Linked DNA regions of Homo sapiens: all the other regions are linked to region 3. Evidence: chromatin loops called from intact Hi-C (ENCODE). Cell type or tissue: gastrocnemius medialis. All regions are shown on one strand. Each heading gives the region's core, and the rest is flanking DNA. Links, peaks and the distances in the headings are about the cores only. Region 1 overlaps RXRA (retinoid X receptor alpha). Region 2 overlaps LOC107987137 (a long non-coding RNA gene). Region 3 has its middle 11 kb from the start of LINC02247. Region 4 overlaps RXRA (retinoid X receptor alpha). Region 5 holds the start of LOC124902297 (a long non-coding RNA gene).

Evidence for each region. Hi-C counts contacts between places; a loop is a spot of excess contacts. Peaks named below come from ENCODE experiments on the same cell type or tissue, not always from the same donor. Only the 100,000 strongest peaks of a DNase experiment are listed, where the experiment ranks them.
Region 1: a loop joins it to region 3, with 3 times the contacts of the local background. A loop is called at or near these places in 2 of 110 quality-filtered maps.
Region 2: it touches region 3 in a loop (3-fold over the local background); 3 of 110 quality-filtered maps call a loop at or near these places.
Region 4: it touches region 3 in a loop (5-fold over the local background); 7 of 110 quality-filtered maps call a loop at or near these places.
Region 5: a loop joins it to region 3, with 8 times the contacts of the local background. A loop is called at or near these places in 14 of 110 quality-filtered maps.

Annotation. Positions count from the first base shown.
Region 1 is chr9:134,361,780-134,367,758 of GRCh38, reverse strand. All of the region lies in intron 1 of RXRA (retinoid X receptor alpha), which reads right to left. Among named protein-coding and RNA genes, the nearest start is that of MIR4669, 15 kb to the left of the region's middle. In gastrocnemius medialis, for the core only: CTCF peaks have their summits at 1,642 and 3,263 (motif pointing left); DNase peaks (open chromatin) are centred at 879, 1,358, 1,708 and 4,084; H3K4me3 peaks cover 1,386 bases; H3K27ac peaks cover 5,000 bases.
Region 2 is chr9:134,208,217-134,213,810 of GRCh38, reverse strand. It overlaps LOC107987137 (a long non-coding RNA gene), which reads left to right. Exons shown (of 3, transcript XR_001746962.2): 3 at 1-5,441. Among named protein-coding and RNA genes, the nearest start is that of RNU6ATAC, 46 kb to the right of the region's middle. In gastrocnemius medialis, for the core only: no CTCF peak of the experiment used is centred there; DNase peaks (open chromatin) are centred at 2,400 and 2,760; H3K27ac peaks cover 2,972 bases.
Region 3 is chr9:134,281,599-134,287,577 of GRCh38, reverse strand. No RefSeq gene overlaps it. Among named protein-coding and RNA genes, the nearest start is that of LINC02247, 11 kb to the left of the region's middle. In gastrocnemius medialis, for the core only: a CTCF peak has its summit at 3,023; DNase peaks (open chromatin) are centred at 3,127 and 4,167; H3K27ac peaks cover 2,768 bases.
Region 4 is chr9:134,432,689-134,438,667 of GRCh38, reverse strand. RXRA (retinoid X receptor alpha) reads right to left here. Exons shown (of 10, transcript NM_002957.6): 9 at 4,461-4,566; 10 at 1-2,201. The coding sequence ends at 2,054. Among named protein-coding and RNA genes, the nearest start is that of MIR4669, 56 kb to the right of the region's middle. RefSeq lists enhancers at 1,138-1,706, 3,858-4,357, 4,358-4,859. In gastrocnemius medialis, for the core only: no CTCF peak of the experiment used is centred there; DNase peaks (open chromatin) are centred at 2,177, 3,587, 4,078, 5,517 and 1 weaker place; H3K4me3 peaks cover 1,264 bases; H3K27ac peaks cover 5,000 bases.
Region 5 is chr9:134,168,034-134,174,012 of GRCh38, reverse strand. LOC124902297 (a long non-coding RNA gene) reads left to right here and starts at 1,988. Exons shown (of 2, transcript XR_007061834.1): 1 at 1,988-2,252; 2 at 5,251-5,979. In gastrocnemius medialis, for the core only: no CTCF peak of the experiment used is centred there; no DNase peak of the experiment used is centred there; H3K27ac peaks cover 2,904 bases.

The sequences.
Region 1 (5,979 bases), core at 351-5,350, 80 kb before region 3:
ACCCCCCACCCGAGGGGGAGCTGCAGGTGCTAAGGAGGCTCTGTGCCCCTTGGGGGACCATGGTGCCCCACACACCCCCTGCACAGGCAGGCAAGTTGAGGCCCCCACAAAGGGAAGCCCACCCCACACTCCCCAGCCGGCGAGGGTCACCGCACTGCACCGACAGCTTGGCCGAGGGGCCAGGAGCCGGGGGTTTCACATCCTGTCTCCAAGTGCTGGCTCCTCGACCACTGAACCTCAGTTTCCCATCTGTAAAGTGGGATCTCCACGGTAAGGGCACACAGCGGGCCCTGGCACGTCGTCCCTGCATGTGGGGACGCAAGAGAAACCCAAGGCAGACTCAGTGTCCTTCTCTTCCCACAGAGAGTGGAAGGGTGGGCTCCGGGGAGCAAGGCTGGGTCTCCCCGGACAGGGTCACCACCCTCCCCCCCACCGCAGACTCAGTCCCTGCCCAGCGCAGCACCTAGACTGCTGTGAAGATGGAGGGAGATCACAAACGCCAGACCAGGCAGATCCACAAAGAAGGCAGGCAGGGGAGTGGCTGGTGGGGTCAGGCGGGGCACTGCAGCAGCTCCAGCGGGCACGGGGCTTCTTTTGGGGGGTTGGTGGAAGTGCTTCGAAATTCTAAAGCTGGCTGTGGTGGTGGCTGTGCAAGTGTGTGGATGAAAACCCACTGAACTGCACGCCTTAAAAAGATGACTGTTACGGGAGGTGACCCGTATCTCAACCAATTAACCAATCGGATAATAAGCCTGGTGCTGGGCAAAGGCTGAGAGTGGCACGCAGGGCAGGGGTGGGGATGTGCAGGCCCGGGAACCACCAGCCCCTTCTCCCAGCAGGAGCCTGAGGGACATCTCCGACTCAGCCTGCCTGGCGCCTTTCCACCACGTTCCGACTGGGATGTGTCCCCGACTCCTGTGTCTTTGCTCACACTAATCCTTGTCCCCAGGCATCTGTGGACCTTAGGGTGGCCTACGTGAAACATGGGGGGTGCCAGGCTTCCTTTTCCGTGGAGAGTCTATGGCTTTTCTGACCAACACTGTCCCCGGGGTTCAGCTTCTGAGGCAGGAAGATCAGGCTGGCGGGAGCTGATTTCTCCAGCCCCACCCAGCTCCTCACGAGGAGGCCAAAGCCCACTAGTGGAGGGGCCCTTCCTCCCTGCCCCAGCCCTGGCTGGGCCCTGTGGTGCTGTCCCCAGGCCAGCACCCGGGGGACCTGGAGGCCCATGGCACGGGGTGGCTGCTGGGGAGGGGGACTCCCGCCAGGAGCTCGCCGTGGCCAGGCCACTCTGCCACCGACACCGCTGTGTAATGAGTTGCAGATGCGCTGGTGTAAGAGACTGGAGCAGCCCCGCCCTGCAGAGGAAGCTGGGAACCGTCTGAGATCACGTGCAATTCTGGAGCCTGTGCCAAGGCCTGCTGGACCTGCTGGCAGGGCAGGCATGGGGGGGGTGGGCAGAGGGAGAGGCTGTGGCACTCCTCCTGGGCACACATGGGAGACCACCCAGCGGGCACCTGTGCTGAAGACACCCTCCCTGGCCCCACACACAGCCCAGAACATGCCACACGGAGCCACCAGAGGCTCTGCCGCCTCCCACTGGGGCCCTGGTGCCTCTGAGCCTTGGCTTCTCATCTGTACCCAGGGACAGCACCGCTCCCAGGTTGTTACTGAGGCACGAGAGATGCTGAAGATGCCAAGCCCCACCTCCCAAAAAGGGAGGGGTGGAGGCAGGGGTGGAGGCAGCCGCCAGATGATCCCCGCGGCTCCTGCAAAGACAGGCGGCTCCTAGGGGTCGCTCAGCGGACGCCTGACTGGAGGCAGCCACAACTGTGCTGAGCGTCTGTGTGCACCTCCCCGACGGCCAATCCCAGCCCAGGAACCCTCCCCAAGACAGGCCTGAGCCTAGCAGTAGGAATGGTGGCATGGGCAAGCCACCAGAGGGTAATGGGAGGGTCCTTCTGGGCTGGCCCTCCCTTCCCCTGGGGCACCTCACCCACCGACAGCTGGCCCCACCGAGACCCACCGAGACTCTGCCGGGCCCCTCAGGGCTACATCTGGCCTAGAGTTAACAGCCACCAAGAACAGACCTGAAACTCATCCCCACTGTCCCCGCCCAGTCCCAGGCCTGCTGAGGGACAGCCCAGGACCCCAGAAAAGCCACAGAAACCACTGGACAAGCAGATCACCCCCTACCACCCAGGCCCCAGTGCAGCCCCAGCCTGGTCCACACAGCCATGGCCACAGCCAGAGACAGGAGGCAGGGGCAGCGGCCTGGTCCACCCCATGAGCAAACCCACACATCAGCCAAGAACACCGGGTCTCACACCAGGACACACCACGAGCGTTACCCGCCAAATCCCACCTGGGCCAGGCAACGTGGACCCCGCTCCCTGAGCTCACCAGAGACCCAAGGCCGCCTGGTCACTCACCCAGGGACGCGCTGCCCCACCACGAGGGGCGAGGGCTTTCAGCTCGAGCGCCTGCAGGCTGGGGCTGTGATCCTCAACCTCTATCTCCTCATCCGTAAGACAGGGGCCCTCAAGAGAACTCCGGGAGATGGCCCACGAGGGGCTTTCCCGGGCCCAGCGTGCCATCAGCCCTCCAGCAACAGCCGCCTCTGTGGTGGCCCCGGAGCCATTGGCTCACCCCGCCCCCTCCTGCCAGCACCAGACCCCACCTTGGGAAACGCTCTCCCCAGAAGCTGTGGGCCTGCCCCATCCCCCAGCTGGGCAACCGGGACAGGGCACACCCCTCTCTAGCATCAGCCTCCTCATAAGTAAGAGGGCAGGTAAGCAGAAGGGGAGGGACCCACATGAGGCCTCATCTATGTAACATTCAAAGCCAGGGCCACGAGCTAGGGGCCGAGAGGCCAGCCCCAGCCTGGGATGCCAAAGTCCACGCTCCTGGCTCCTCTCCCCCAGCCACCAACACTAGGGACCCAGCTGAGTCCCAGGCAGCCCTAACGTCAGCAGGGGCAGGCTGGGCAAAGCATGGAACCCCAGGGGGTCTCCAATCTCCCAGAACACCCCAGGGTTACCGCCCCAGCCTTGCCCGGAAGAGCCCAGCTTAGGGGGTGTGGGGAGCTGGGAGCCACAGAGCACCCAGGGCTGCTCTGCCATATCCACACCCCTGGCAGGAAGTGGCCCAGAGGGTCTGCAGGGGCCAAGGCCAGAAGGGCAGGTGAGGCCCCACCAGAACCATGCCCCGGCCTGTCTGGGCCTCAGTTTCCCACAGATGCAAGCTGCCCTCTGGTGGCTGCTGGGAGCATCCAAACACAGAGCCCATGACAGCCGGACCCCCACACAAAGGCTGCTGTTGACATTGTTCCCAAAGACACCGACCCTAGGCCCTTCCTGGAGTCGGCATCTGAGGGTCAGCTGCCCATCAATGCTGGGGTGGAGGCCATTTAATATGCCAGGGCTTGGAGCCCCCTGAAGCCACCAGTGCCCTGGTGCCCACGCAGTGGGCGTTTGCCAGACCTCCCTCCCACCCCAGCACAAGCTCCCACCGCACGGCTTTTGCACCTCATCCCTGATGCCTGGACCTTACACGTGACGCTGTGGACCTCACCCCACTGAGTGGGAAGTGTCTTCAGGCGGCTGGAGATTTGGGGGGAAAAGAAATGGGCAACATCACGGTTGTGGAGGAGTCTGGAAACATGGGCTGAAGGAGGGGCAGCTGGGAGAGGAGAAACCTGGTGCAGACCCGGTATGCCCACCATGGAAACATGGGCTGAAGGAGGGGCAACTGGGAGAGGAGAAGCCCGGCACGGACCCAGTATGCCCACCACAAGGCTCTTGGCACAACCCTTTCTCTTCTTCTTTTTTCTGGCTGTACAGTTTTTAGGGGAGGCTTTTCCCCAAAAAATGCCAAACCCGGGGGAGATGGTGACATGTCTGGAGCTGAGGTCGGGATGAGGAGACCCACGTCACGCCTCCGGCCCCGGGATCCCCATGCTCAGGTCGCACCTCCGGCCCTGGGGTCCCCATGCTCAGGGCGGCCTGGGCCTCCCACAAGGCTGTCCCAAGGACTGGGAGACGCACTGGCCAGCACAGGCAGTGCTCAGGCAGACAGCAGCCAAACCGTGCCAGCCACACCCGGTGCCGCACAGGTGCGGCACAGTGCCCGTCCTGCCCAAAGCTGCCGTTGCCAACCCTGCTCACCTGCACCCCTTGGGGCCTCCCTGGAGGGCAGTGTAGGCCCATCCCAGAAACAGGACAGAAGCAAACTGCCCCACAGACACACTGCCCTGCAGAGGAGGGGCACGGTACCCAGGAGCCTGGGCTTGTGGTGCCACACCAGGCCCATGAGGGCTGGGCTTTAGATGAGAAACCAGAGAGGTATGAAATTAGCTGACTCCCTAAACGGATGCCTTCCCACCTCCCGCTGCTCAGGAAAATGGGGTGGGTGGACAGGGCCCACCGCCAGGCTCCCTGAGTGAGGGGACACCTCTGAGGCCCGACGGCCCTGCCACATGCTGGACTGGGAGAGGACAGAGCAACGAGGCCCCCACCCCCTCGCCCGTGGCCATGACTTGGGTTACTTCCATCACTAATGACGACTCCCAAAAGGTCCCCATGGGGAGAACGTGGCATCCAACAGGCACAGGGCACATGGCACAGGGAGAACATGGCACCCAACAGCCCCCGGGGAAAGTGAACTTACTGAACTTGGTGCCCTAGGCTCACTTCCTAGCTTCTGTCTGGGAGAAGGGGCAAGAGAAAGGGGTCCTGTTTTGCAACCGTCCACACTCTCCCCAAATTAACAAGAGCAAGGATTTGCCCAGACCCAGAGCTCAGGTCTCCAAATGGAGCCGAGGTGGCTGCTGACAGCGGGCACATCAGGCTGGGGACAACGCTGTGGGAGTGAGGCTGGTGCAGACCCGGGCATGGGGGCACACACAGGCAGGATCCCCGTCCAAGTGGGCCCCCTCCTCTAAGCGCCACCAGCCAAGTGTTCACTCCAGCTGGGAGCTGACCGGGACCACATGAGGGGCCGACAGAAAGTGGGGCGGGCAGAGCTGGGTACACTCGTGGGGGCCTTGCTGGGCCTCACCAGCTAAGACGGCAGTGTGTGTCTGTAGGTGTGAAGGAATCCACGACTTAACCGTCAGCCCCGTGCCCAGCCCATGCCCAGCTCCCAGGAGTAGGCTCTGCTCCCTGGAACACCATCATTTATTCACTCCATGAAACCCATGAAGGCCTGTGCCATGCCAGCACCATGCTGTGACCACGAGGCAGACTCGGCTCCTGCCCCCTTGAAGCTCACGGTCTGGCGGGAGCTGGGGAAGCCAAACCTTGGACAAGCCGCTGGAAACACAGTTTGTGGCATGAATGGAGAAACGCGGGCTGCAGAGTGTCTGCAGGGGCACCCAGCGAGGCGGGCCTAAGAGATGCCCCTGCCACCCCAGGGAGAGATGGGACTTGGGGGATGAGCAAGAGTCTTCGAAGGAGGGGCGACCAGGCAGGGAGGGGGTTCAGGGTCAAGGCTTGCTGGGAGCTACCCCAGGGGCACAGGGGAGCCACTGAGGGCTCTAGGCAGAGGCTGCCATGAGCAGCGGCCACGCACTGGGCCCTGGACAAGTGCCGCTCACTCCTCTGAGCCCATCCCCTCCCAACCCGCACAGAAGGCCCAGGGCGGGCAGAGCCAGCAGGCAGTCCAGGGAGAGCACAGAGGCACAGAGGGCAGTGCCAAGCCAGGGGGCAGCTCCAGGCTGGGAGACAGATTGGGGCTCCTCCCACCAATGGCAGCCCTGCCAAGCCCAGCAGGAGGGGAGGACCGGAGCCCGGCGGCATCAGAAACCCAGCGCAGCCGGAGCTATGTGCACACCCTGGCCCCCCAGGGCATGAACACACTGCTGTCCCCATTCTACAGATGGGGACCCTGAGGACCAGCACTGAAACCCCTACCTGGGTCAGACCAGAAGGAGACCCACCGTGCTCAGGCCCTGAGCCCCTGTTCCGGAACATTCTGCCTCCC
Region 2 (5,594 bases), core at 16-5,015, 73 kb after region 3:
CATAGTCCAGAACCAGTGGATGGAGCCAGCTGGAAACCAGGTGGGCTCCCTGAGGGAAACTGCCTGGGAACCTTTGCTCTCTCTTGGCTCTGCTCTGTTCTCCACTGGCCCCTCCTGGACCTCCCCTGGGATTCTGGAAGGAAGGGCCCCTCCCCAGATGGATCAGACCCTCTTGTCCCAGTCTTGGGAACCTCCAGGCCAAGCTTCCACTCCCTGAGCCGAGTGTCCCCTTATCAGCATCCTGGGCAGGCAGGAGCAGGCAGCCCCACTCTGAGGTCAGAACAGGCAGCCCCACTCTGAGGTCAGGATGAGGGAAAACAAAATGCACACTGGTAATAGCCAGTGGGCACAATGCTCTTCCCAGAGGACAAGCTTTTCAATATTGTAATTCTCACAGCAACCCCACTCAGCAGGGGCTGAGTGACAGCCCAGCAGCAGGGGCCAAGTGACAGCCCAGCAGCAGGGGCCATGTGGACAGAGGACACACAGCAGCACTCCACTGACGCCCTCAGATGCCACTAGGGGAGGCAGAGGCAGCCGAGCTACTGTCTGACCTGAAGTCAGACAGGTCCCACCTTCCACTTTCTGGTTTTCCTACTACTTCCTGTTCCTTTTTAGAAAGTGACGAAAGGTCCCTTTTCCATGATGGGAATATTGAGGCATGAAGGGTTAAATTGGCACCCCACCTGGCCCTGTCTACCACTACTCACATCCCATGTCCCTCCTTATCCCCTCAGGGGCCCCTCACTCAGTACCACAGACACCCTCACTTCTACAAGAAGGCTTGGATGGTTCAATCCCTGTCCCCAGAGACGATGAGCCCTAGAACCCTTATCTGTGTATCCTCCTCGTTCTTGTTCCCAGCATGTTGCACACAACCTGCATGCAGTAGGTAGTGAAAAATGCTGACCTACCAGGCCACTCCTGGAGTTGCAGAGGGACCACCCTGTAGTTGAGGCAGAGACCAGGTTCTCACATGCTCCACTGGCCCAAGAAGGGAGGAAATGGGGGCCAGGAGGTGAGGGAATTCCCTTTACCACATGCTCCCCAGGGCCTGGCTGAGCCGGCTGCTCTATCTACACCTCCCCTCATAACTCCTACTGGTGAGTCAGATGGTCTCCCTTGGTTAGGAGAATGAGGCCCAAACAGGTGAAATTACTTGAGTTTGATTACTTGGGAGCTAGAGGCAGCCCTGGAGTTTGAGCCCCAGGTTTTGACACCACCCCACACTGGCTCTCGTGATACCTGACACATAGTAGGTGCTCAACAAAGGTCATAGGACAGAAAGCCCCTGAAGACTATTACAGCTGCAAACACTGCCCCTCGCCCACCCCAGAGGGCACATCCTCCACCAATCTGCAAGGGCACCAGCTGCCCTTGCCCTATGTATTCATGGTTGTTCAAAGCCCTGTGGGGTTTTTAATCATCCCCCATGTGCACACAGGCGTGATTTATAAAGTGGGTCTTAAACGCCACCGCCTCCAATCAGCAGATGAATGCAAGGTCTTGGCAGCATCCACTGGGCTGTGCATTTGGTCCTGAATAAGTCACCCTTGACAATTCCTGCCATGGTGCCAACAGCAACAAATGAGACATGTCATCCCCTTTGCAGGGGCTGGGGGCAGTCACACCCTTGCCAGGCCAGAGGGCAGTGGGATTGTGGCTTCTAAGGGTCCTGGAAGGACAATGACATTGCTGCCCACAGTGGCCGTGCCATGTGGCCTCCTCCACAACCCCAGCCAGGTGGACTTGGGGTATGAAGCCAGTGAGGGCAGGAGTGCAAGGCTTGGGTGAAGCTCTTGGGGGTAGGAGCAGGGAAGAGCAAGCCTCAGGTGCAGGGGGGCAGGGAGGGTGGGAGAGACTTACACCCTCCCCGTTCTGACCTCAACCCTCCTTTCCACTCCAGGGTGCCTCCAATGGCAGCCCCATCTCCCAGCCCTGAGTCGCCATCACTCCTCTCTTGGGGCCTCCCCTGTGGGCTACCCTCTGCCTTCTTTCTCCACAGCAGCTAAAAGGCCAGGGAGGAGGCGTTAGATCTGGAGGCCAGACTCTGCTGATGAGCAGCTCATAAGTGATGGCATCTCTTGGCCTCAGTTTCCCCATCTGTAAAATGGGTGCCTATGCTACGAGGATGTGGTATGTTTTCAGTGAGGCACAATAAGTAAGGCAGTGGCATGGAGCTCAGGGAATGCCCCAGCACCCCACCTCTCGGCACAAGCCACCCGAGCTCTCCTCCTGAGGAGAAGGGTGAGCCCCTGGCTCCCGGCTCCACCGCCTGGACTTCTCTCCAGCCACCAACCCGAGTCTCAGCCCCCCACCCCCTGCAGCCTTGGAGGCCGCTGGGCAGCGGCTCTGGCTCACTTCTGCTAATCCATAGGGCCCCATGGGCCTAGCCCTGCCAAGTTCAGGCAGCTCCAGCCCCAGCACCCCCAGCAAGGGAGGCCTCCGTGGAGCTGCGGCCTAGTTGGCCACACACCGTCCACGTGGTTGGGTTGGTTTGTGGCAGAAAGGCTGATGGGCCAGAACTCAGAGGGGAACTGGAAATCTCCAACCAGCGGGACGAACTGGCTCCAACGTGGCCAGGAGAGGTCCCTCGGGGGCCCCTCTAGTGCGTAGAGACCCTGCCACACTGGTGTGGGAGGTCCAGGGCCCGAGTAACACACCCAGTTGCTGTGGACCTGGGAGCCGAGGTTCTGAGCTCTTCGCCCTGCTTGTCCCCCAGTGTGTGCCAAGACTTCCCTTGCCAAATAATTTCCCAAACAGGTTTTCAGAAGAGAGTTGGCAGAGAGTGTTCTGGCTGTGTCTAAAGGAGACAAAGGAAAGCGGAGAGTCAGCATTTGCTGGGGCTGCTTTGACCCCAGCAGAGCATTTTGGCCCCATGAATGATGATTGCAATGTGTTCATGGGTGACATGATGAAGAAACTGGGAGGGCACTGAGACTCGGTTTCCAAATCCACTGGGGGTGCTCATTCTGGCTGCTGGGGAGCCTCTGCGGCGGAGGCAGCAACTGGGGCCACCCTGGGGGCTGTGGCCCTTCAGCGCCAGGGCCATGGTCACAGCGGACAGCCTGGAACCCCAGCCACCAGCCTCCATTCCCGGGGCCTCTCGGAGATGAGGTTTGTACCAGGGACTCACAAGCCCCCTCCCCAGCCTGGGCTCTGTTGATGACAAAGTCTTCCCCCGCCGATGCTCAAACAATAAGTTTGATGAGCAGTTCTGCACCCTGAGTCCACGCAGCTGCCCCTCTCCGAGTGTGTAAATGTCCTTCATTTTAGGCAGTCCTGGCGATTGCAGTCGGCATCTGGAGATGTGGTTGGTTTCCTTGAGTGTCTGTAAGAATTGGCCACTCTGTTAGTCCTCAGATGGCTCCCTGGGCTTGGACTAGACTTGGGCTGGACTTGCTGTAGGGTTAGGGTTAGGGTTAGGGTTAGAGTTAGGACCAGGGGATCCAGGTCCTAGCAAGCAACACGTGTTCACTGGAACTTGCTCAAGGGCAGGAGAGACTGGAAATGCCTCATGAAGAAAGGCTGGTGTAGGGGCCACCCACCGTCTCCACTGCCGGCAGCTCAGGGGCGCCAGGAGATGGCCACCATTTTGTCCATGGGAACCTGGGATCCTCGTCTCTAGGCCCATTAGTGTGCACCCTGGCATACATCGAGTGGGGGTCTTCCCTGCCTCTGTGCCCCGCCCCCACCTCTCTGACTGCTGCTTAAAGCACTCAGTGGCAGCAGGCTCCGGCCAGCATTTGAAGTGAGACCCTACTCCAGGGCTCAGGGAGGCCAGGTCGCTGGCCAGGGGCACAGTCACCAGGGGACAAGAACTGATCAGTGCACCCCCCACCAAACAATCCTCAGCCCCGGGCGCCCCGCTGTACGGGGCCGTGAGCCCTGACACCTTGGGCCTGAGCCCCAGAGTCAGATTCGTTTTTCTCAAAACCCACGCCGGGAGACCCAATCCTGGAAGGGGACCAGTAGAAATTCTCTGCAGCCATCACGCATGCTTGGCTGAGCCCCCAGCCCCACAAGGCAGCCCTGCCACTCCTCCTCCAGGCAGCATGCTGGGTAGCCAGTCTCCCTGAGCTCCCAGGCAGCTGGGCCTCAGCTCAGGGACAGGGACAGGGACGTTTCCCCTGGAGGCTTCCAGGGCCCAGGACCCACCCCTTGTGGTGCATCCTTCACATCCCCAGCTCAGAAAGTTCTTTCCCAGGGAATGCCCACCCAGCCCAGCCTCAGGAGCTCTTGCCCACGCCTCAGCTCTGCGTCGCTCTTCCTGCAGTCGGAAAGCACAGGCTCCGTGGACGCAGAGGCCACTCCTCATGCCCTACACCGTCCTCCTTTCCTGTGCCAGTGACAGCGCCACCCCCTGACCCGCCAACTCTCAGGTAAGTCACTGAGTCACTAAGCACTCGAATCATCTCACCAAAGCTGGGGACAAAGGGTCTTTGTCCTGCTTCAGGAGACAATGTCCCAACACGTTGCCGTCCCCCAAATGTCCCCAAGCCACGCTGGATGTCTCACCTGTGTCCACCAGCTCCAGTTTCTCACTCATTCAACAACTCACCTTGAACCTAGACGTAAACAAGATGGAGCACCATCTTGTTCATCGTGCGGCCCCTGGTGTGTTGGGAAGACAGGTTGGGAGGACGGCAGTGGTGGTGGGGAGGGGTTGCTCCCGGAAGGGATGAGGAGAAGGCAGTACAGTGCCCCTCGAGAATGGAGTGGGTTTGGCAACACAGAGGTCACTGGAGACCTTGGTGAGACCTCTTTTGATGCTCAATGCTCCACTGGTTTAGTGGAGCTTCCAATTCCAGGAAGGGAAACTGACAACTCATTAGTGAACATGAATATAGTTTCTACACAGCAAATCGAACAAGTAAGGGACTGGGAACAGTGGGGAGCAGGTGTGGGGGAGGGCAGGACCCTGAGGAGGGGACACATGAGCTGAGGCTGAATACAGTGAGGGTGGGGACCCTGAGAATAGCTCGGTGCAGGGCGGGCATTACAGGTTAGGGAATGGCGAGTACAAAGGCCCTGGGGTGGGAATGAGCTACACGCTGGACCCAGGGAACCTGGCAGAACACAGTGTGGCAGGGTGCCCAGGAGGGTGTCACGGGGTTGGCAGAGCCAGATGGAGAATGGGGGCTATTTAAGGAATGGGAAGACGGGGGAGGTCAGGTTTCCGGCATGGACGTGCTGCTGTGAGCTGTTGGCAATTGTCCGATTCAGCCTGTAAGCTGTTGAGACGCTGAGGTGCTGAGTGGGCGGACAAACATCTGGATCGCAGGGTGGAGGTCAGAGGATCGCAGGATGGAGATCAGAGAGGTCAGAGCTGGGTAGACGCATGTGGGGCTATCACCATAGGAATGGCATTTAAAGGGACTGGACTGTCGGCCGGGCACAGTGGCTCACGCCTGTAATCCCAGCACTTCAGGAGGCCAAGGCGGGCGGTTCACCTGAGGTCAGGAGTTTGAGACCAGCCTGGCCAACATGGTGAAACCTCATCTCTACTAAAAATACAAAAATTAGCCAGGCGTGGTGGCACACATCTGTAATCCCAGCTTCTTGGGAGGCTGAGGCAGGAGAATCACTTGAAC
Region 3 (5,979 bases), core at 667-5,666:
GTGAGTAGGGGTGCTGGGGTGGGGGCGGGGGGGCGGGGGGGCGGTGATGGCGAGCTCCAGCGAGGCAGCAGAAGACGCGTTTTCAGTTCCAGAAGGAGCCACGGCGTGCCCTCGCCTGACCTGGGCACAGCTCTGGGTGCTTTTCAGCAGAACTGATTGATAGGGCCCTCCTGAGGGCCCAACCAGGTAGGTCTGACGACCGGCCCCACCTTACTAATGTGGAAACTGAGGCACAAGTGACACTGAGCTGCTCCCTGTGGTCTCACATATCTGAAACTCACCCTGGCATCTCCTGCCATCCCAGGATACACGAGGGACTCTGAAACACTCCAGCCTGAACCACAGCCTGGTCCTGGGGCCCTGGGACCTTCTCGGGAGACCCAGATGTCTCCTGCGCTCTCCTCTCGCTCATCTCCTCTCCCAAGTGTTTCCTCCCACTGTGGCTACAAGCCCCACAGGTAGCTGGGCTCAGAGTACCAGGGTCCACACAGAGCCACAGCTCCCTAGCTGTTCCCTGTCCCCTGCCCCGGGGCCACTGTGCAATTGTCCTGGTGCTTCAGTTTCCTCGTCAGTTTCCTCGCCAGTTCATAAGTTGTCCTGAGAATAGAGAGGCCTGGGGCATGGCCCTGGTTCGGAGGAAGGGTTGGGTGCTTTTATCAGGACTGTGTGTAAAAGCGAATGCAGAAAAGGACAGTCCAGAGGGTGGCAGAGCTGGGGCAGAGCAGGGAACGGGTAGTTTGTTGACATCTTTCTGCTTTTCTGTGGCTTCCACGTTTGCTAAAACTGGTCTGTTGACTTTCAGGGGGAGCCAACGGCTGTGTGTGGCGGACTTGGCAGGCAGAGGCAGCCTGCGGGCAGCCACAGCGGACAGCACAGCGGCCCCCACCTGGGAGGTGGCTCCCAGGACAGAATGCCTCACTGGCCCGGGGCTGCAGGAAGCCTGGGGGGCGGCCGTTCTGCCAGGCCAAGTCCCAAGTGCAAGCTTCACTGACAGCACTGTTTGGGGGACTGACGGCACCGTTTGGGGTATGGACGGCACCGTCTGGGCAACGGACGGCACCATCTGGGGTGCAGACGGCACCATCTGGGGGACGGACGGCACTGTCTGGGGGGCAGACGGCACTGTTTGGGGGTGGGGGATGGGTGCAGGGGCCAAGTGATGCTGAGGAGCAAATAATGAAAAGACCCATGTGTTTGGTTATATTTCAATATGACATTTTTAAAACAATACACAAAAGGTATATCCCAGTGTTTTGGGGGGCCAAGGTAGGAGGATCTGTTGAGGCCAGGAGTTCAAGACCAGCCTGGACAACATAGTAAGACGCCCCACAACCTACAAAAAAAAAATAAGAATTAGCCAGGTATGGTGCCGCGTGCCTGTAGTCTCAGCTACTCAGTAGGCGAGGAAGGAGGATGGCTTGAGCCCAGGAGGTCGAGGCTACAGTGAGCTACGATCATACCACTGCACTCCAGCCTGGGTGACAGAGCTAGACCCTGTCTCTAAAGAAAAATTAAAAATAAATAAATAAAAGGCCTAAAATGAAAACAATGAGGGGGCTGAATTACCAGGGGTTCAAAATTGGGGTAGACTTCAGAATTTTTTTTTTTTTTTGAGGCAGAGTTTCGCTCTTGTTGCCCAGGCTGGAGTGCAATGGCATGATCTCAGCTCACTGCAACCTCCACCTCCCGGGTTCAAGTGATTCTCCTGCCTCAGGCCTCCGGAGTAGCCAGGATTACAGGTGCCTGCCACTACGCCTGGCTAATTTTTTGTACTTTTAGTAGAGACGGGATTTCATCATGTTGGCCAGGTTGGTCTTGAACTCCTGACCTCAGGTGATCTGTCTGCCTCAGCCTCCCAAAGTGCAAGGATTACAGGCATGAGCCACCACGCCCAGCTGACTTCAGAATTTTCAAATATGCATACCTGGGTTCTACCTTGTGAGGGTTCTGAGATGAGTCATGACACTTCACACACACACACACACACACACACACACACCATATACACAGATGCACACCACACAGACACACATCACACACACAGACACACACCACACCACACACTCACCATACATGCAGACACACACACAGACACACACACACACCACAAACACACGCACACAGACACAGGTCCAGTGAGGTTCACAGATCCCACAGCGGGCAGAGTGTCGGGCAGGTGCGGCTCACCCGGAGGAACGGACACGGCCCCGGGCCCAGCAGCAGTGCCGGTTCCCTCCTCAGGAACACACCTTGAGAAGCACTTGGTGGGGGGTCTTTGCAGGACTCTGAGGTCCGTGAAGCTCAAGCTATGACTCTGTAGTAGGACACGCCCACCCCAGGCTGGAGGGTCCTGGGGACACGCAGAGGTGAGGGGAGCTTTCCGGGGGGCACGTCCATGGCCAGCTCGTTCCTCCAGGAGTTGGCACCTTCCATGAGGGGAGAGCAGCACCTTGTCCTGGGGCCCCAGGGAGCAGACCACCCAGGGCTGTGCTTTTGTGGGGGTGGTCCCCAGAGCCCCTGCCCCTGCTTGTGAAAAATGCAGGTTTCCAGGCCCCGCCCCAGACCCACCGGCACAAACACACGGGGACCAAAGCACCCCTGCTGGTGCCCAGAGGCCCCACAATGCCCTTGCATGGCTGGGCGGTGCCCAGAGCCCCCACAATGCCCTCAGGTGGTCGGACAGTGCTCAGAGCCCCCCAAGATGCCCTCGCGTGGTCAGACAGTGCACAGAGCCCCCCACGATGCCCTTGCGTGGTCGGACAGTGCACAGAGCCCCCCAACAATGCCCTCGCGTAGCTGGGCCTCTACCTGTGGCCCTGGACATTTTAGGGTGAACACTGATTCCCAGTCTTTGTGGAAAGTGAAGTGAAGGAGACAGGGAGGGTGGGGTCAACCAGAGAATGAATTTGGGCCCCACCCCACCAGGGGTCTTGTGCGCTCTCCAGGCTGGTGGCACCAGGTACACTTGCATTTCAGCCCCTGGGTTTTCAGTAGAAACTCAGAGGTGGGGTGGCGGAGCTCAGCCTCTGCCGCCAGGGTACAGAGCTGCACTGGAGCTGCTCCCTCTGGTCTCACATGTCTGAAACTCACCCTGGCATCTCCTGCCATCCCAGGACACATGAGGGACTCTGAGGGACTCGGCGTGCCAGGAAGGGCTGGGAGCCAGGCTCAGCGGGAGGGCGAGCCCTGAGTGATTGGTCATGTTTGCCACAGTACAGGAGCGGGCCTGGCTGCAAGTTGGGAGGTCTGGGCTTACCACGTCCAGTTGAGGGCTGAGATTCCATCACCAGGAAGCCCTCCAACCTGCCAGAGCATGGGGTCCAGGGGGGTGCTCCCCTCCTGGCAGACGCAGCCTCTCAGGGCATCTGTGGCACTTTCCAAGGCTTCTATGGCACATCCTACCACCTCTCAGCCTATCCTCTCACCGCCCATCCATTGGTCCACCCACCCATCTGTCCACCCATCCACCTATCTGCCCGTCCGACTAGCTCTTGCCAATGTTGGGGGTGGTGGGAGGCAGAGGCGCTGGAGTGGGAGCCGTGGGCTTCCCAACACGGCTCCTCACAGTGCTGCCCTGTAGCCCACCATGGAGCTCAGGTCCCCGCCCACATAGACCGCCCTGGAGCAGGTGTGATGGGTGGCTCACAGGAGGCACCTCCAGATGACCCAGCCAGGGGGCTCGCTGCCAGCCCCGGGAAGGAGTTTAGGGTGGGAGCGGGGAGAGGCTCAGTCTGGCATGGATGACCCCTGTGTTTCCCGGGTGTCCTGCCTCCTGGGACAGGGAAGTAAGGGGACTGGGGTGAACCCAGGGCAGTGGGCACAAGGACAGGTGGATGTAGACGGGGCTCCCAAGGACAGGGTCTCGGCACTGAGCCTGGCCTCTGCTTAGACTGGCCTGGGTCAAGTCTGGCTGCTCCTACATCCTCTGTGTCATTGCTGAACCTCTCAGAGCCTCAGTGTCCTCATGTGTGAAATGGGGACGCTGGCTCTCGCCTCACTGAACCAATGTGCATGTAAAGCAATGGGCACCATGCTGGGCACACTCACTCGCCAAGGAGGCAGGAGCCCCACGCTCCCAGGACAGGCTCATCCGCAGCAAGAGGCAGAGACTGAGGCCTCCTGGTCGACCGCCAACTTCTCCTGGGAGGCGTCCCGCCAGCTCCTGGCTGCGTAAGAGAATGAACGTGTCAGGGAAAGTGCCCAAACCCTTGCAAGAGGGAAAGAACGTGAGAGGGAGGGGAAAGAGGCAGCTTGTGCCAAGATGGTTAAAACAACGCTATTCATACAGCAAAGAACTGGAAACCTCCCAGGTGCCCAACAATGGGGCTCGGGGAAGCCAGCGGCCAGGAAGGCAGCTGTACGGGCCCAGTCGGCACACGGCGCTGGGAGGGTTGGCAGCAGAGGCGGGGAGGGGCAGGATGGCGGCACGGGCGCGCCAGCCACAGCAACACAGCCGATCACGCTTAGTGGGCCAGAGGGCAAGGCGGGGGGGGAGGGGGGGACACACATGGGAACAGTGGCTTGGAGTCTTCTGTGTCCTAGTCCCCAGCTCTGTGGGGAGCCCCAAGTCTTGCTGCCCTCCTGACGGCACAGCAAAGGGGCTTTGGAGTCAGACAGTTGGGGCCTGAACCCAGACCTGTCATTACCAATGGTGCCATTGCTGGCCAGTGGTTCCACGTTGCTGGGCCTCAGTTTCCCCACCTCCAAATGGGGAAGGCGTAGTTCCATTAGGCAGAGAACAGGGGTCCATTAGGCTGGGGCAGGGGCAACCTTCCTCACTGGACAGTGGGGTTGCCAGTGGAAGGGGTTCTGGGGACCCTGGAAATGCAGACTGCCTCCAACCTCTGACTCTTCCAGAATTGGAGCCCCCGTACTGTCCCTACCCTCACAGTGAGCCACCCCTCGATGTGAGCTGATCTCCTGAGCCTGTCAGGCAACAGCTGCCCACAGACCTCTGGCTTCTGCAGAGGGGAGCCCAGAGGAGCAGAGGGGATGCGCAGGTGTAGGGAGGAGGCCCCAACTGTGTCTCCACCACAGCCTAGGCCAGAGCTCAGGAGGTGGCGACGCAGCCAGTGGGGAGAGCCCAGAGTCTGGGGGTTGGAGAAGAGACTGGAGCCCTCAGTGTCGGCGTGACCAGGGCTGGGGCCGGGAGCTGTGTCTGTGGATCCCTCCGATTCCTGTACTCAGGGCCCTGCTGGAGGCAGCCTCAAGGCAGGAGCCCTAGGCAGGGTGAGGGCAGAACCCGCTGGCTCAGGGCGGCCGTGAGCCATCGGGAGGCACTCAGGAGCACGCAGGGAGCCAGGCCCCGGCTAAGCCAAGCCGCGGCTCAAATGTGGGACTCTCCCGGGATCCTTCGAGATGCCTCCTGCCACGTCCCTCTGAGACCGGCATGTTAGAAAGCCCTTTCTTGGTCATCCCTTTATTGGGTTCACAGCCATCAGCACCATTTTACAAATGTTTTTACAGACAAGAAAACCAAGTCTTGGCAGGTCCTCGCAGATGACAGTGGCAGAACCAGTATTCAAACTCAGGTCTTGAGTGAGCCCTTGTCCTCTTTCTGCTGAACCACACTGCCTCTCCCCAATGGCCTCACGAGGGATGGGGTGGTACCGCCTGCGGCTTCTGCATCTGAGCCCACTCACTGCCTGGCCACCAGATAGATTGCAGCATCCACCTGCCCTTGTCCCCCATGTCCCCCACCCCAGGGACCATGCCAGCCCTTCCCTTCCTCCTCTGGGTGGACGGCACTGGGCCCAGGCTCTGCCGGACCTGGTGGTGGCTCCACCGGAACCCGCGAGAAGAGCTGAGCACGTACAAGCCATTTTCTCGGATGAGTTATAATTTTCCTTCATTTCCCCTTCAAAACACACTAATTAAACGGACATTGTTGAGGCGGTCAATTGAAATGCAAAAAAGCATCCTCTTTCTAAAGAACATCCCCATTTCTTTGGAGGCAATTGTGTGCATTGTGTTAACTGG
Region 4 (5,979 bases), core at 639-5,638, 150 kb before region 3:
GGCCCCAAGAGTACCTGCACCCTCCTGCCATTTCCACCACACCCGCCAGGGGCAGCTGGGGCTTCCTGGCAGTGCCTGGGAGGGGCCCAGCTGGCCGGGGACCTGGTACAGGTATGAGGCTCAACACTCTGCCTCAGGACGGTGGATCGGGCAGGGGGCCACCTCTAGGGATCCACAACGCTGAAAGGCAGGGGTGGAGGGCGGCGGGGAGGAGAGGCTTCTGGAATCTCTGACAGCCTGTCTCGGGCACAGACTCAGCTGCAGGCTCCACTCGGGTGCCTAAGCTCAGCTCTGGCTGGGAGCTCCAGGAAGGCAAAGAATGGACACTTTCTTCCCCACCAAGGCTGGAAAGCTGCCTCTCCAAGCCACTGCCTCCCGGTCCAACCTGTAGGCAGCTCCCCTCACCACTGAGGAAGCCCCTGCTCCAGGTGGGGAAAGACTATGGAGAAGGCGTCCACCCCCCCGCATCATTCCTAGACTGCGGCTGGGAAGACAAGACCCCCTCCGGTATCCCCCCCATCCACCCTCTGTTCAGGCACCTGCCACTGACAAAGGCTGGGTCCACGGGACTGAGGCGTGAACGGGAAAAGTACTCAGGCCAAAGGGAGGGCCTTCCAGTGCAAAAGAGGCGAGTTCAACCTGAGAGGGCCCCGCACCACCGGAGCCCGGGGGCAGAGCCTGCGGGAGGAGCGCCAGGCCGCACTGGGCTGAGCCAGGGAGGCCCCAAGCCCCGCCCCCACCCCACCTTCAACCAGAGCAGGCGTTCAGTGAGGCTCCCAAGTAAGGCTCTGGGTGAACAACGCTGTCCGTGGACAATACCAGGCTGGGTGGTCCCACCAGGGCCTGCGTGTGGCCCAGGCCCGAGGGCGCTGCGACTCCGGGTTCTCAGATTCCAAGAGTCTTTTAGACACAACTGGCAGCCAGAGAGAAGGCCTGAGCAGGGGTCCCACCAATGCCCCGGCAGAGCCACTCCAGGCCGCGGAGCATCTGCCCCACCCACGAGGCTCCCAGTTCCTGAGCCCCTCTCTCTCCAGGCCACCTGCCCCCTCTGAGGGAAACCAACAGGCCACCCTCCTCCCCTCCCATCCCCGCGGGCCTCACAGATGGCTGCAGGTCCGCAGAGCCCTGTGCCTCCAGCAAGGCCAGTGAGGTGGTGATGCCCCACCCTGCCCGAGCCAGGGCCAGCCCTGCAGGAAACAAGGACAAGCCTCAGCCCACCCCGCAGAGCAAGGAGAAGACTCAGGCTGGGGAGGGGCCGGGGCACTCTGGTCTGAACGGGGAGTCGGGAGTCTGAAACCAGAACACCAAGGCAGAGAGAAAACAGGGGGGTGAGTGACCCGCCCCTGCAGCCTGGAGGTGGCCCCGAAACCTTGCACAGAGGGCAGCTCATGTTCTCATTGGCTCGAGGGCAAAACTGTGAGTTATCTTTGGAAAAAGGGGCTACCTTCCCCCTCACTCAGAGCACAGGGCAGCTTGCTTGCCCCACGAGTCCCCTCTCATCCCCGAGGCGGCTGAGGTCTTTGCTGATGACACACCAGCTTGCGCCCCCAGCTGTCCCCTCCTGATTAGGGGGAAGCTGTCACGGGCTGGCTGGGCACCAGTATTCAGAGCAGATGAAGATGTCACTCCAGACAGGAGGGCCACACAGGAATTCTGAAAACCAGCATCGATAAACAGCAACGGAAACAAAAGCCCCGTTCCCAACTCCTGCAGCTCCAGGGCTGGGGCCCGAAGACCCTGTAGTCGCCCAAGCCCCGTGGGGTGTGGCAGGGTGTCCTGAGAGCCCGGTGGGGAGGCGCCTGGCTGGGCTCACGCTAGTTCTTGCCACGAAGGCTGCTGCCTCAGGAAAGCCACTGCCCTGGGCCACAGACAAGTAGTAACAGAAATAAGGAGGGTGACAACACATCTCTTAGGCAGAGCAGTGACAGGCTGTGCCCCAAAGTCCAAACAGGCCAGGCAGAGAAGGGCAGGGACAGGGCTCAGGCTGAGAAGAACAGCTGGCGTCCAGGCAGGGTGGCCAGAACGGGTGGGCACAAAGGATGGGCCCGCAGGCCTAAGTCATTTGGTGCGGCGCCTCCAGCATCTCCATAAGGAAGGTGTCAATGGGTGTGTCCCCGATGAGCTTGAAGAAGAAGAGATGTTCCAGGCATTTGAGCCCGATGGAGCGCAGAGCCGGCAGGCGGAGCAAGAGCTTAGCGAACCTGCAGGGAACAGGTCTGGTGAGGGCCGGGCAAGGGGCATGGGCAGTTCTGCCCTGGCACTGGAGGCCTCCCTGGGGATGGGGCTGTGTCTGATACCCCAACCCCTCTGAGGCTGGTCTGTAGCCCTGAATCTGCCTATGCCAAGCCTCCAGAAGGAAGGAGGGGAGGCTAGAAGGAAACAGAGGCAGTGGCAACCCAGAGCCAGGACAGAGTGAAGGGAGATCCCTGGGTCTGAGGACGGAGATGAAGGGCCAGGGGCCAGACAGCAGCTGGCTAGGGCAGACTGAATAGCTCTTTGTGAAGAAGTTAAAAATTGCAGGCAGTTGGGCATGATGGCTCACACTTGTAATCTCAGCACTTTGAGAGGCCGAGGTGGGAGGATGGCTTGAGGCCAGGAGTTCGAGACCAGCCTGGGCAACGCAGTGAGACCCTGTCTCTACAAAAGAAAAAGAGAAAAACAGTAGCAAGGCGTGGTGGTGCATGCCTGCAGGGAGGACCGCTTGAGCCCAGGAGGTTGAGGCTGCAATGAGCTACGATCGCAGCACTGCACTCCAGCCTGGGCGACACAGCCAGACTGTCTCTCAAAAAATGAAAAACTGTGGGCCATGACAGCCGGGAGCGGGTGTGAGTATCAGTAATGCATCTGGCTGCAGCAGCCATCACAGCAAGAGACTGCGGGGCTTGTAAGGGAAAGGGCTGCTGAGCACACTGGTGAGTCGCAGGGAACAGGCCCGGCACATGGTGGGCAACCAAGAAGTCAAAGAGCATCAGGCGGGGGAGGGGGAGTCAGGCTGCACCCCCACTGCAGGTGGAGCCAGGCCTGACTTGGGAGCTGTGTAACGGTGCAAGACCCTTTCCATAAAGCATCAGCACCCCATGAGTGCCTCCCACGGCACCTTGTGCAGGGCTGTGGGCCCCAGACCAGGGCCACCCCTTCCTCAGAAATAGCTCTGCTGGCATTGGGCACAGCATGGTCAGAGAAGGCTGGCCGGGGAGGGAGGGAGCACGGGTTGGTCCTCAGGGCCTGGCCCATCCCTGGGGAGTTTCCTGGGGCAGGGACCAGTGGGGGGGCGGGAGGGAGGGGGGAAGTCTGGGGCTCTGGGAAGAGGGATAGCAGGGCCAGGCATGAGGGCAGCAGCTGCCGCTGAGGACAGGGTGCTATGGGGACGGAACCAGGTGTCCCTTCCGGCTGGCCGTGTCTGCCCAGGGCCCCTGTGCACGGCCTGAGTCTCTCCACACGGCCCCTCCAGGGGCTGCAGGACCTCATTAATTATTAACGAAGTCTTTCTTTCAGGGAAAAGCTCTGTGGTTGGCTGCCTCACAGGCCTTGTTTTAAAGGCAAAAACAGCGCAGAGGCTGGAGTTGGGCCAGAGAACAAGCTGTTTTCTGCTGAGCTGGCGAGATGGGCCAGGGCAGAAAGCCAGGAAAAACAAGCTGCCTGCCACCCCCTCCTGTCCTCGTCCTCCGGGAAGTTTCACTTTAAACCAAGCCAGATGAGGGCTGGGCAGGCAGCGGGGACACGGTTAACTGTGTATGTGCTGGTGGCGGGAAGGCCTGGGTGTCCTATGAGGTCTGCTGGGCCCCACCTCCCCCGACCCCCTCCCCGCCCCACAGTCTGAGGATCAAGAGGCCAGGAGATGCCCCTTTAGAGAGAAGAGGCAGAATCTGGAGCGCTGACTTTGAATCCCAGGCAGGGATCCACAAACGTTTCTCTTCCTGGACACCTACTGTGCACCCAGCACTGTGGACTCAGAAATGAGGGAGCCCCAGCCCTTCCAGGGCCCACAGCCGGGCAGGGGGGAAACATGAGCGCTACGCTCAGGCCGTGACCGCCTATTCCGTACACACTTGTAGAGAGTGTTTAGTATGTGTGGGCATCTGGCCATCCATTCTACACATGCTTGTGAAGTACCTACTATGTGCTGGTGTCGCCTGGCCTCTGGTGGTTCTGCTTGGTAGGGGAGCGCAGTGGGGGGTGAAGCACAGCCTTCATCTATCTACTGAACAAAGAGAAGCACCTACTATGCGCCAGGTGCAAGGTAATCCTTCCAGTGGGGATACGACGTGGGCCTGTGGGGTGTGCCCGCCACAGCCCACTGGCCTGGAGGACCTCCTGCTGCCTGCTCAGGACCTGCTGGCATGGGCTGGGCCTGGGGAGGGTGCCACCTTCTCATTCACATAAAATGGCCTTGCAGGGGGTGGGGGCTCTGGAGACAAGAGCCTGGGTCTGGGGTGTGTGTGGGACGGGGCGGGACCCACCTTCCCGGCTGCTCTGGGTACTTGTGCTTGCAGTAGGCCTCCAAGGACGCATAGACCTTCTCCCTCAGCGCCTCCACCTCGGCCGGGTTCGAGAGCCCCTTGGAGTCTGAAAGGAAGAAGCCACAGGTCAGAACCCTCAGCTGGGGCGTGTCTCGGGCACCTGCCCCCAGGACCCAGGCTTGTGTGGGGTCTCCCAGGCTGCCCCACCATGGGCAGAGCAGGTGGTGGAGGAATGCCGCTGGACATGCCTCCGCCCGCTCCCCCAGAGCCTGGTGGCAGGGGGACGACTGTGGAACCCACGGCCAGGCCAGGCTGCTCTGGGTCCAGGCTCAGCTCTGCCACTTGCCAGCCACGTGACCTTGGGTCAACTATTTGACCTCCAGAGACTCGGTTTCCCCATCGATAAAGTGTCAGGGATCTGCTGCCTTCCTTCCAGCCGCCTTGGGAACTGGGAGAGACAATGGATGCTGCTGCTGCCCTTGGGTCCCAGCCCCATAACATGGATGGGAGATAGCGCTGCTGCCCCCAGGAGTACCCAGACCCTGCGGAAACCCATCCTCGGTGTGCTTGCGGAGTCCTGAGCTCAGGACCCGGGCTCAAGAGCCTAGAGTGGACAGAGAGGCTAAGATTGCAGCCACCAAAACCTCCAAGGCCCAGGGACCCCCTGTGAATGCCACCTTGGCCCCCAAGGCCCAGGGACCCCCTGTGAATGCCACCTTGGCCTGTGTCCTGGGCTCCTTGGCAACGTACCTGGCTCCCCCAGCTGCCTCCGCTCCAGCCAGTCTCCTCGCCCTCCCTGCATGCCTGTGCCCTGGTCTCTTCGCTTTCCCTGCAAGCCTGTGCCTGGACCCTGCTTGTGCCAGACAATCTCACCCTCCCTGCAAGCCGGTGCCCAGGTCCTGCTGGTGCCCCAGCTCTAGCAACCAGACCACACAGGACCTGAATGGGGATTCCTCGGGCCGGGCCGGGCCGTGGCATGACTCAGCCTCCGAGCTGGCAGGATTACGGCCCGGATGCACAGCCTGGGTGATAAAATGACCCTGGAAACAAGCTCTCCCCACAAGAAGATGCCCATCTCCATCCCGGCCCGGTCCCTCAGAGCCAGGTCTGACAAAGGGCAAGGTCAGAAGGTCAGGGCCAGGAGCCGAGAGGGCTCCACTCCCTCCACCATAGCCCAAGTGAGCTCCCCACAGCAGCCCCAAACCTCTCCCTCCACACCCCAGCCACCTGCCCCTATCACGCAATGAGCTGAGTTTCCAAACACAGAAACCCATAGCTCCCTCCCGGCTGGAACCCCTCAGGACTTGGCTCCCTGTGGCCCCAAGAAAAAACCCAAACTTAGCAAGACTTTCAAGGCCCTGCCTGGGCTGCCTCCACCAGCCCACCCCACCTCCGTGCCTCTCACTCCCCTGGCCCCTAACTTGCAGCTCCCGGAGGAAGTGGCCCGCACCCTCGACCAACCGTGCTCCTGCCCTCACGTGCCGGGGGTGCCTGCTGGTGGGCGTGACCCTCTAAACCC
Region 5 (5,979 bases), core at 520-5,519, 110 kb after region 3:
CTCCCCAGCCCCAGAGTACACGGCGTGGTACATGGGGGTGCAGGGCGTGGGAGGCAGGCAAGGGGCGCAGGAGGCAGGCGAGGGGCGCAGGAGGCAGGCGAGGGGCGTGGAGGCAGCGGGTATGATTCAAAACGGGCTATTCGGGTCCTCTCATGGGTGCCGGGAATGCTGGGCTCTTCCTCTGGCCGGAGGGTCTCGGGGCTCCAACTACAGGGACCAGCACCCACCCCTGAGTTAAATCCCTGCAGCCTCTGGGATGGTCCAAATGCCGAGGCAGGGGAGGGCACCCACCAAAGCGACCCCAGGCCCACGGGACTCGGCCCAGTCTGTCGGCCCGGGGCGTTTACCGCAGGGAGAACAGGCAGCCTCTCCCCGCCAGTGTGCGCTAGGGCCTTGCGGGGCCAAGTCTCCGAGGTGGTCTCTCCTGGGGCACTGAAATGTCACCTGGAGGGACCCCCGAGGCTGGCCCACACTTTGGTGCTGTGACATCTTTTGGGCCAGTCCCAAGAAGATTCTACCTCCTACTCCAGCCCCAACCCCGCAGCCTCACCAGCAGCCCTCCCGGGGCCTCTGCCTGGGCCAGATCCCTGCCTGGAGTGCCTTCTTCCTTGGCACAGCGGTGACCGCGCAGGCCCCGGCCTCCCTCCCGAAGGCCCCGGCCCCACTCGGCCTGTCAGACCAGAAAAGCCCCTCCTGGTGGCACCACCCGTCCCTGAAGCCTGGCCTCTCTTTCTGCTTAGAACCCACACTCAAGGTTGCCGCAAAGTTCTCGTAAGTAGGGGCTGCCGCGGTGTGTGTGGAGTTATCCCAAAGTCATTCCGCACTCCCTGTGTGGCGTAGGGCCGGCAAGTGGCCTCTCTGTGCCCTGGGTTTCTCACCTGTCCGTCCGGGCAACAGCAGTGGCCACCTCTTGCCAGCCGTGCTGTCCTTAGAATGACTTGTTAAAATCGCCTGCCTCCCCTCCTGGGGTACCGAGGACCTCAGCCCCAGAGAACTGCACGGGGGTCTGTGAGTGGCTAAACTAAGACACACGAGCTGGGCTCACTGGCCTGTACCACATCCTCCTGTCTCTGCAGCACAGGCCGGGCTTCTGATGGTGGAGAGGACTTGTCCTCTTGCCTGTCCCCAGCCCACACCCACTAACACCCATGGAAACAACCGAACGCGAGCGAACTACAGCAAGAGCCCTCTTGCGGGCTGCCTCTGGGGTCTAGAGGCAGAGCCGGATCATGTGCAGCCTGAGAAGTTTCCAGAACAGCTGTGAGCCAGCTCCTGGAGGGTCGATGGCCTATGTCTGAGTCCCTCCTGGTCCCATAGGCCTGAGGCTCCGTCCCTCCTTCTTTCAGGCCCTCAGGACGCTCGCAGGGAGCCAGTCCAGGGAGATTTATGTCCCTGAGGAAGGGGAGCCCCAGCACTTGGTCCATGCAGGGCTTCCGGCCCATCGGAGCCTCGGGGTCCAGGGCAGAACCGGAATGCTCAGGAGGCCAGCACTGGGTCAGGCAAGAAGCGTCTCCGGCCAAACGCCAACCCTGGGAACGTTCCATCCCCTCCTCCCTCCCGTACGTCCGGGGTCAGCAGTCACTTTATTAATAGAGGCCCCTGAGCCCTGAGAAGAGGTCTTCTCCCCCTAGACAGTCATCACCCTCTCTGCAGAAGCAGGGAACGGCAGCCCCTTGAGCAGGCTTGACTGGGAGGCCATGGGGGCATCCCTGCAGAGTCGGAGAAATCCAGGGAGTCCTGGGCCTGCCAGGCAGGGCGGTTACCACTCTGCCCAGAGGTCACCACAGGCACTGTGAAGGGAAATGTTTTTTCTCCTTCCTAAGACACCATCTACTTCAAGGCCAATATCCATTTCATAATAGTGCTGGGGGCGGGGGGGTGGGGCGGCAAAAAGAAACCACAGTAACTGTGTACTTCGGGCAAAGTGCCTGGTCCTCAGGAACCCAGGACGTGACGGGGAAGGCATCTGCATGCAGGGAAACATCCCATTGTAAACCCTCGGGGCCTTCGATACACAGCACTGAAAGGGCCTTATCTGGACCCTCCTGCTCCCCCTGCACATCACTGACAGAGTCTTCCAGTCCCAGGAAACCTTGGAACACACAAAAAGGCACGCTGCGTCCTTCCCTCACCCTTGCAGGGCCTCCCTGAGCTGCTCCACACTCTGGACCCAATGGGAAACAGAAAACCCACAGGAATGCCAACGACTCTCCTCCGTAGAAACGCCAGTGGTGCCCGTCACGTGCTGATTGGTAAGATTAGAGCTCTTTTTAGTTTTTATTGTACTCTTTCTCCCTGTCGTTTAGTTTGTTGTTTGTTTTTAGAAATGGGGTCTCACTCTGTCGCCCAGGCTGGAGTGCAGTGGCATAACCACAGCTCACTGCAGCCTCGACCTCCCAAGTTCAAGCAATCCTCCCACCTCAGCCTCCTGAGTAGCTGGGGCCACAGGTGCGTGCCACCACGCCTGGGTAAATTTTAAAAATTTTTTACAGATGGGGTCTTGCTATGTTGCCCTGGCTGGTCTTGAACTCCTGGGCTCAAGTGATCCTCTAGTCTCAGCCTCCGGAGTAGCTGAAACTACAGGCATGAGCCACCGCGCCCGGCTCAGTGTTGCTTTAAATGTCTCTATAGTGAGCAGGTATTCTATGTATCACACAGAAAACATGACCTTCTGAAAAAAACAATGCCAGAGAGAGTCCAGACTGCAACTGGAACTGTTGCGTGCTGGGCACATACCAAGAACCCCACAAATCTAGGCATCTCCCAGCATCTCCTGGGGCCCCGCTGCCAGCTGCACCTGAGGGTGTCACCTCGGATGTCCAGCGGACACTCCAGCCTCAGTTTCTCCATGGGGTAAACAGGACAGTCAGGGCTGGCTGCCACCGAGCCCTCACCATAAGCTCAACCCCAGGGCGGGCACTCTGCAGATCAGTCCCTTCAAGGGGAAAGACACTGAGGCACAGAACAGTTAGGGGCCTTGCCCAAGCCCAGAGAAGCCAGGCGGAGAGGGCTGTGGTGAGAGCCGGGAGCCCCAGCCAGGATGCGGGTTGGTGGCTCCAGCTCCACCCTGAGCGGTGCGGCCCCGCCCCCTGGTGGACACTGCTGGAACTGCCCAGCCCTGCACCCTAAAAGACACAGGTACCCTGTGTTCCATGCCTGTTGGGTGTCCCACCCCAAGAGGGGCGACTGACTGGGGCAGACACCCAAGCTCCCGAGCCCAGCAGCCTGACACTGGAATACTGTTCCCAAAGTGACCAAAGCAGCCAGGCTGTGTGGCTCAAGCCTGTAATCCCAGCACTTTGGGAGGCTGAGGCAGATGGATTGCCTGAGGTCTGGAGTTCTAGACCACCCTGGGTAACATGGTGAAACCCTATCTCTACTAACATACAAAAAGTAGCCAGGAGCGGTGGTGGGCGCCTGTAATCCCAGCTACTCGGGAGACTGAGGCAGGAGAATTGTTTGAACTCAGGAGGCAGAGGTCGCAATCAGTCGAGATGGCGCCACTGCACTCCAGCCTGAGCAACAGAGACGCTGTCTCAAAAAAAAAAAAAAAGTGATGGAAGCGGAGGCAGGGGTAGGAGGAACACCCCACCCTGGGGCCAGCCCACCACCCAGGCCAAGGCCAGCAGGACGGGGGCTGGCAGGCAGGGACACCCACCAGCCAGGGGCAGTTCCAAAGGACCAGCCCATTCGAAAAGCTGCTGGTCAGCGTGGTGGCCATTAGGAGTGGCCTTGAAGCTCACCCGCTGGGCCCCAGTGGTTACTCGAAGACTTGTGACGGCCCCAGGAGGGTCCTGGGTCACCGAGGCCTTCCGTTCTGAAAGGGAATGAGTCCTTGGGGCCTCTCGCTATTCCTGGGAATGTCGCCCTGGCTCTGACACTTCCCCTGGCTCCCAGCGGAGAGCCTCCCGGGAACCTAGGAAGGCCTCTGGGACCAGCCAGCAGGTGGGTGGAGGTGCGTGCGTGAGAGGTGGGCAGGGCAGGGGTCAGGCCACCCCATTCCTGCCTCACCCCACCCCAGGCAGCCCACAGATGCTGCCAGTAAGATGTGTCTCCAGGAGACATTCCCTGTAAAGACTGAACTCTGATCCCGCCACATCACTAACTCCGCAGGATGGTGCTGGCGGCCGGGAGGAGCGCTTCTCACTGCACTCACTCCACCCTCGCTTCGTCCTTCCTTCCTTGTGGGTGCCCAGAGCTTGGAGTTTCGAAAGAGCGGGCAGCCTCGGCCCACCACATGGCCAGGTTTCTGGGGAGGGAGAATGGCCACCTGTGGGGGCCCAAACTGTCCTCAGCCTTCTATCCTGCTGAGTACTGACTCACCAACACTTCCCCAGATCTGGAGCAGAAATGTCATCAGCATTCTGGAAAATACAGTCTCCCTAAAGCCATGTGAGCCTGCAAATAAGAGTACAGGGCCGAGCGTGGTGGCTCATGCCTGTAATCCCAGTACTTTGGGAGGTAGAAGCAGGAGGATTGCTTGAACCTGGGAGGCAGAGGTTGCAGCGAGCCGAGATCACACCACTGCACTCCAGCCTGGGTGAGAGCGAGACTCTGTCTCAAAAAAAAAAAGAGTACAGTAGTCCCTGCTTATCTGAGTTTCTGCTTTCTGCAATTTCAGGTACCCACGGTCAATAGTGGCCGGAAACTAGGTGAGCATGGAACACTAGGATATTGTGAAAGAGAGATCACACACACTAACTTTATTACAGCAGTATATTGTGGCAATCGTTCTGTTTATCATTAGTAATTACTGTTAATCTCTTACTGTGCCTAGCTTTATCATAGGTATGTATGTATAGGAAAAAAAAACAGTACTGTATTTCTACAGTTCGGTACAATCCACAGTTTCAGGCCTCCACAGGGGGTCTTGGAAGGTATCCCTGCATCCGGATGAGCGGGGAGTACTTTTCTGTAATCAGAGCCCAAGCAGCTTTCTGCTCTGAATAATCTGGATCACTGCCTGAAGTCATCCATTTAGTGCATATTTGTTGAGTGCTTTCCGGGGCCATACCCATGTGGACATGGATAAGGCTGAATTTGCAGAGCCGGTCTCCAAGCTCTTTGCCTGCAAATCAAGTGGCTGCCACTGGGAGGTGCCCAGAGTGAACTCTGACTGGTCTGGGTTAGGCCAAAGAGCTAAAGCCACTCAGCCTTCCTCCTGCTCTGTCTTCAGCCCTCCTCTTCCCTGCTGTTTTCTTCCCTTCCCAGGCCCCTCTTTTCTCCTACCTGCACTGTTTTCCTTTACAGAACATAGAACACAGCCAGGAGCGGTGCCTCACGCCTATAATCCCAGCACTCTGGGAGGCCAAGGTGGGCGGATCACTCGAGGTCAGGAGTTCGAGACCAACCTGGCCAACATGGTGAAATCCTGTCTCTAGAAAAAACACAAAAAAGTAGCTGGGCATGGTGGCACATGCCTGTAATCCCAGCTACTCTGGAGGCTGAGGCATGAGAATTGCTTGAACCTGGGAGGCAGAGGTTGCAGCGAGCCGAGATCGCACCACTGCACTCCACCCTCAGCAACAGAGCGAGACACCGTCTCAAAAAAAAAAAAAAAAAAAAAAAAAAACACAGAACGCAACCTCACCAGCCTAGAGATCCCATTAGCCAAGACAGTTGAGTAAATGACACATCCCCCAGGCCTCATTTTCATAAGCCCTCCTGCCAACTAATAGGCTTTTTTCTTTTCTTTTCTTTTCTTTTTTTTTGAGACGGAGTCTCACTCTGTTGCCCAGGCTGGAGTGCAGCGGCGTGATCTCAGCTCACTGCAACCTCCCGCCTGGGTTCAAGCAATTCTCCTGCCTCAGCCTCCCAAGTAGCTGGGATTACAGGCACCCGACACCACACCCAGCTAATTTTTTTATTTTTAGTAGAGATGGGGTTTCAACACATTGGCCAGGATAGTCTCAAACTCCTGACCTTGTGAGCCGCCCTTCTTGGCCTCCCAAAGTGCTGGGATTACAGGTGTGAGCCACC